2 separate regions of the Homo sapiens genome follow, and region 2 is linked to region 1. The links are chromatin contacts, found by Hi-C or POLR2A ChIA-PET in ENCODE. All regions are on one chromosome and are shown on one strand. Each heading gives the region's core, a stretch centred on a gene start or an enhancer-like site at or near the end of the contact. The rest is flanking DNA. Distances are from core to core; before and after follow the strand shown.

Evidence for each region. A loop is a pair of places that touch in the nucleus more often than their neighbours do. ChIA-PET counts read pairs that join two places held with the same protein, here RNA polymerase II (POLR2A). Pooled maps may share reads with other maps.
Region 2: a loop to region 1 is called in a pooled map of heart right ventricle, with 1.8 times the contacts of the local background. The contact joins two enhancer-like sites. A Hi-C loop is called at or near these places in 10 of 168 maps with a recorded cell type or tissue (CD4-positive, alpha-beta T cell, CD8-positive, alpha-beta T cell, Caco-2 and 4 more), 22 of 37 single-sample maps with no recorded cell type and 22 of 50 pooled maps. POLR2A ChIA-PET finds 5 or more read pairs at or near these places in 6 of 52 experiments (AG04450, H1, HepG2 and 3 more).

The regions. Positions count from the first base shown.
Region 1 is chr2:74,767,112-74,770,221 of GRCh38, reverse strand. All of the region lies in intron 1 of LOC102724482 (a long non-coding RNA gene), which reads left to right. Among named protein-coding and RNA genes, the nearest start is that of HK2-DT, 65 kb to the left of the region's middle. Within about 2 kb of position 1,599, at least 3 of the 41 ENCODE cell types and tissues checked have a DNase peak (open chromatin) inside an H3K27ac peak, as active enhancers do.
Region 2 is chr2:74,866,331-74,869,440 of GRCh38, reverse strand. HK2 (hexokinase 2) reads right to left here. Exons shown (of 18, transcript NM_000189.5): 3 at 1,657-1,805. Among named protein-coding and RNA genes, the nearest start is that of HK2, 34 kb to the right of the region's middle. Within about 2 kb of position 1,545, at least 15 of the 41 ENCODE cell types and tissues checked have a DNase peak (open chromatin) inside an H3K27ac peak, as active enhancers do.

The DNA of each region.
Region 1 (3,110 bases), core at 350-2,849:
GCCCAGCTAATTTTTTTTTGTATTTTTAGTAGAGACGGGGTTTCATCGTGTTAGCCAGGATGGTCTTGATCTCCTGACCTGGTGATCAGCCTGCCTCAGCCTCCCAAAGTGCTGGGATCACAGGTGTGAGCCACCGTGCCCAGCCTTGTCTTTCTACATTTTATAAGTGGTTTGTCTTGAGCATATATAACCTTTATAATCAGAAAAAAATCTAAAGGCTAACAAAAGAAAGAAAACGTGGTAAGGGACAGTCTTGTTGGAAAGCTTGATATTTCTATCACTAGCTACACAGAGAACCAAGGGGGAAAGCATGAACATAGCAGCTAACATACTTCATGAGTGAGTCCAGTGTACTCCATTCTCACTGCATCAATTCAATTCACCTTCTGTAACCCTGAGGAGATGGGTACCATCATCTTCATCTTCATCATCCTCTTCATCAGCATCATCATCCTCTGCTTTTAACAGATGAGTAAACTGATGCACCTGGCTGGTAACTAGAAAAGCCAGGATTTGGACCCAGGAGTTTCAACTTCCATGTTAGCGTGCTTAACCCCACGTTACAAACCTTCCTGAGCATGTGAGACCATTGTCCCATCCTCCAGCAGAGAAGATCTTGGACAGCAGCTTTCCCTCACATTCTCTCATCTAAATGCTTTATGGATAGTCATTCATGCAGAAGCCTGGGTCTCCAGCAAGGGCTGGCATCTGCCCATCCTAATTTTTGTTTTAACCTGGTGAAAATGGGAGGAGAGTTATATGCACTGATGTTTCATTTAGGTAAAGGGTGCAATGTTGCAATCCATGAAGATCCTAACGCAAGAAAGGAGAAGAAGACTCTAAATATGAAGGTGATGCTCTACCGGACATATGAGTACCACAGGATTGTGGAAATCTGTGCTCCTCCAGCCTAGAGTCCCGACCCCATGAGCACAAGGAGATCCAGAGGGAAACCCTCCCCAGCTTTCCTGGAAAGCTGAGGATAAGGCCTCAATAAACATTTATTAGGGGCAGTTGTAGGCCACATTGTACCAGACACTTTACATACATTTTCTCTAATTCCCAATGCCCTCCAAAGTAGATCATTATCCTCTTCTCCACTTCACAGATAAGAAACTGTAGCACAGATAGGGTAAGTCATTTGCCCGTGGTCAGACAGCAAACAGGTCCCAGAGCTGGGGTTTCAACTACAATTTGAACCATGGTCTGCTACTCCAAAGGCCAAGCTCATCCTATGGCCCTGCCTTCTAGGTATATTGAGTGGCTTTCAGTTATCTGCTTTCTGCAGCACAGTCAGAAGTTGGTAGGGAGGAAGGCAAAGAACCAGGACTGACTGCAGCCTAATGATCTGCCTGGGGCTGGGATCTGGGGTCGGGGTATGAGGGTGGCAGCCCCAGAGCAGCTTGGGGTGGGAAGAATAGGACCAAACTGTAAGTGTGTGGGAGACGGAAGCAGAGGAGATGGGGAACCACAGCGCCTGCACTATCTTAGCCTTCTCAGGCCAGGCCAGCTGACTGGGCAGCCTTTGGCCTCACCCAGAAAGAGGGAGGGGAGGGTTCCTTTAACAGAATATGGATTGGAATCCCCAACCCTCCCCCCCACCACCCCCGACACCTAAGGCCTGTTAAGGCCAGGGCTGAGGCCCCAGGGTACACCCACCCTCAGGGCTGCCAGCTACTAGGTCCTCACTAGACAATCTTTTTTTTTTTTTTAGCTTCTAGACCTAAAAATAGGTCAAAGGAGTGGAGAGGGGAGGAAATAGCTAGACTCAAAATAATGTGTGGAATGATAAGCAAAGCTTACTGTGCATGAAATCTGGGTAGAGAAAACTATGTGGCCTTTTCTTTTTCAACATTTCCCATAGACGGTAAATTTGAAGTAAAAACATTGTTACTAAAATATAAAAATATTATAAAAGCTGTACTATCATTGTGTATTACCCATTTAAACATAAAGTAGTGAAGTTTTTAAAAATTAAATATATTCCTGGATCCCCCATCCCCCATACTTATATATTTGGGACAACAGCATCTGAGTGCCCTTTAACTGACTGGCAGCTCTGGGGTCCCCAACACTTTCATCTTCCCCTATCCCTCCAAAGCTTAGAGACCAGTCCATTGTTAACTTCAAACCACCTCAAAGCTGACTTTCCAAGTTCAGTTTCTTGTAGAATTTTTTTTTCATGATTTTTTGGGTTTATTTTATTTTTAATTTGAAAACCACTAACCTGTTTCTATGAGGGAAAATGTGCTTCAAGTTCCAGACCACACACTTTTAGGACACGATCTGTTCCTACTGCAGGTAACAGAACGACATAATCAATGAACTGGTATCAACTACTGCAAGAGGCAGTGAAACAGAACCTAGCCTCCCAACTCAGACATCAAAAGCATTCCACACTCCAGAGTAGCTGATGTTATGATTCCCTTTATCCTCTTTCAACTAAACACATCTATTCATGTTTTATCAATGATTTATCCAGCCCCTGCTATGAGCCAGCCACAAAGCCTGGCATTAGGAAGACTGAGATGAATAAGCTGAGGATGGTCAGCTTTGTGGGAAAGATGGATGGGGAAGCCAGTGAGCTCTCTTTAGTAGGGAGGGTGTGCAAAGAGACAGGGGGTCTCCAAGGGGAATGGCCCAGCTTCATGAAGAAGGTAATGCATAATTGAGACTCAAAAGATGAGTAAGTATTGGGAGTAGGGATGATTCTAAAGCATAGAGCACAAGCCTGGAAAGACACGACAACAAACCACAGGTGCCAGGTGGATCCACTAGACACCTGCCACCCCAACTTCCCCTTCACATGGAAAGGGCCATGGCCACAGGCCCCTAACCAGGTGAACTGGGACAGGTTGGCCTTCTACAAGAGTGGCTACTGATTGGATGAGTGGGCACCTAACCCAAAGACTCAGGCTGGCTGAGGTACCCGATGAGGTTTTCAATACCAGTGACAGTAACTAAATCAGCCAACCAACCTGGCTCCCTCTGGCATTTATGCAGAAGAATATCAGGAATTTGGCTGGTACGTGAAGAGTCAAGTGCACAGAATTAAGGACAGCAGACTAGACTAGGCACTAGACACTACATCTGCCTCCGCCTCTGCCTAA
Region 2 (3,110 bases), core at 296-2,795, 99 kb before region 1:
ACAATCCATTTGTTTTCCTTTAAGTAAAATACTGATACCAAGTACCAAAAAAGGGGGAAAATATGGGAAAAATAGCACCAGTAATTCCACCACTAAAATAGCCACAATGAACTTCCTTTCAGCCTTTTTTCCAAGTGTTTTCTGCTGCTTTTAGGTACACAGCAGTCTTCCTATTCCTTAGGATCAAAGATACCTATATTTTCTTCTAGCTTTCTTTCCTTTTCATTTTTAAATAGCATTTTTCACTTACTTAAAATCTTTCTAATATCTCAACAGTTTTAATGCTCTTCAAGGTGGGTCTCATAGTTGTTTTTTTTTTTAATCCGGACTATACTGTTTTTCTTATATATTGCATGGAGAGTAGGTTTTCTTGATACCCTCTAACTAGGTGGTCTGAGCAATTTTAAGCTTTTTTCAAGAAGAACTTCACTCACATCTTGAATGTTTAAAATGGATTTTTTTTCTCAATTGGCAGAGACGCACTTCATTGTCCTTGCCAGGCTCTAGGGATGACGCTGCAGGGACTGCAAGGTGCCTGGCCCCTGCATGTTGTCAGGATACAAGCAACAGGGAGGGTGTTGTTCTTGTAAAACTTAAAAATCCACCTAACAAGTCACCATCACGTTACAAGTCTTTTACATAATCACAGCCAAACTTTAGATGTTATTTTGTTTGTTTTGTTTTGTCTTATCTAGTTTACTTGGTTCTTAAACATTTATCATCTGGGGGATGTGGCCCAAGGCAGGAGATCGAGGCAACGGGAAGAAAAGGCAACCACATCCCCCACAACAGGGAACAATGCAATTACTAGCCACAGAAAGTGACAGCACAAGAAGCAATTAGATAAACAGACAAAAACCCCTGTGAAAAAAACACGAAGAGTACTAGATTATGCACCAGCACTATGCCAAATACTTAACAGGTATCATCTCCTCTAATCTACACCACAATCCGTACACTATCATCCCTTTTTACAGATGAATAAACTGAGGTCTATCACTTGCCCAGAATCACACAGCTAGAGTGCCTGAATACAGGACCCAATCTCTTTAATACCTCAGCTTGGTGCAGGCATAGGAGTGGCAGTGGAAGGGCCGCTACCCTCTGTGTCCCTCCTGACGTTATACTGGAGCCACGTGACAACTTCGGTAAAGCTCAAATGCCCACAGCCCTAGGGATGCAGCCTCCCTTCTCCAACCCCAGCATGATAACAAGGAAAGCAGGTTTACCTCAAGGCCACCCCAAAGACAAATAATGAGTCTAAAAATATCTCCCCAGCGTGTTCTACTCATGGTCAGAAATTCCTTTCCCAGGAGGGAGCCTTGTGTGGGAGAGGGAACAGCCGACCACGAATCAGAGGGCTTGACCTCTTCCAAGCCCTGAGGCCCGAGATGTGACAACACTGAACAGCGTCTTACTTGGATTTCATGCTTCTTCTCTAGTCACTCCTTTTAATACTGAGTACATGTTGGGTATAAAATACAACCAGAACAGCCTGAGCTCCGGCTGAGAGGGAGCCCTTACAGCTGTGCTGGCATCCATGAGTGTCTTGGGTGACTGCCTATCCACACGCTGGGAGCGGCTGGAGAAAGTACAGAAAGAACATGCCAAGGAAGTTTTTTGTCACCAGGGGCTGCCCTGAGAGAAGGGTCATACCTGGGTGCCACTGCCTCGCATGATGTCCTCAGGGATGGCATAGATCTGATTCTCCATCTCCACCTTCTGGAGCCCATTGTCCGTTACTTTCACCCAAAGCACACGGAAGTTGGTCCCTCCAAGATCCAGAGCCAGGAACTCTCCGTGTTCTGCAGAGAAAGGAAGGGCCACTATTAATTTTGGGCAAAATTCTTCCAGGAACCAACCGAGACTTAAAACTCCAAGTCCCTCCAGGAATATCTGTGGGTAAGGGGCGGCCAGTGGGATTCACTCCTCTACAGACATTACATATAGTCTAATTTCATGCTATACACCTTTACATTATTATTTTTTTAATTCTCAGAGCTTTATTAAAACTGGAAACTCACAGGGCTGTTTTTTTTTTAATCCCTCACTCCCTTCCCATCCTTTCCTCTGAGTCTCCAAAGTCAATTGTATTATTCTTATGCTTTTGCATCCTCATAGCTTAGTTCCCAATTATGAGTGAGAACATATGATGTTTGGTTTTCCATTCCAGAGTTACTTCACTTAGAATAATGGTCTCCAATCCCATCCAGGTTGCTACGAATGCCATTAATTTGTTCCTTTTTATGGCTAAGTAGTATTCTGTCGCATATACATTACTTTTATAATTCAATCAACAATATAAGACAGTTTCGCATCCAACGATGTGCTCACCCCCTCCTGAGAGCCGACTACCTCCTCAGTGCTTTCAGCAAGCCCCATGCCAGGGGTGCATGCCTCCATCCTGTTCCTCATACCCCCAGAACACCAAATTGCAAGCACGGTATTAAATTTACTTTCTAATGTTTGCATATTATGTTTGCATATTGCAATTGCAGTACTAAATTTACTTTCTAATGTTTGCATATTATGAGGGCCATGTCCTGCAGCAAGACCAGAGGGGTCATGTGATGGAGTGGAATGAGGACCAACACATTGAGGCCTGGTGAATAAGGCAAGCAGGTGCCCCCTCAAAGGATCTCAGGCTTATCAGAATGCAAGAGAATGCTGACCCCAGAGCATGTATGTACGACAAGAGTCAGGCCACTGAAGCAACAGAAAAGCTGTGGGGGAGCAGGAAAGAGGATGAGTGAGACTCCAGAAAGGAGCCACAGACACAGATGGGTGAAGACTGTCATGTGTCACTGGGAAGGTGCAGTTCCTACCCTCCAGGAAACAGCAGTGTAGACAGGAAACATCCAGATCCTGGGTGATAATACCACCGACTATGGGGAAGGGCCCCATTGTGTGGCACAGAATGAAAGTGCTGAAGAGGCGCGGAACCTGCAGCAGGGCAGGGGCTGGCGGAGCAGGCAAGGCGCATCCGCAGGTGACTGCCCCAACTGCGAGCAGCACCGCCAGTCTTCTGCTGCCCTGCCACAACCTTCTCAAAGGATACAAGGATACAAGGCAATTTCCTGGGGGGTTCACTTATTGGCATGTTTGTCAAC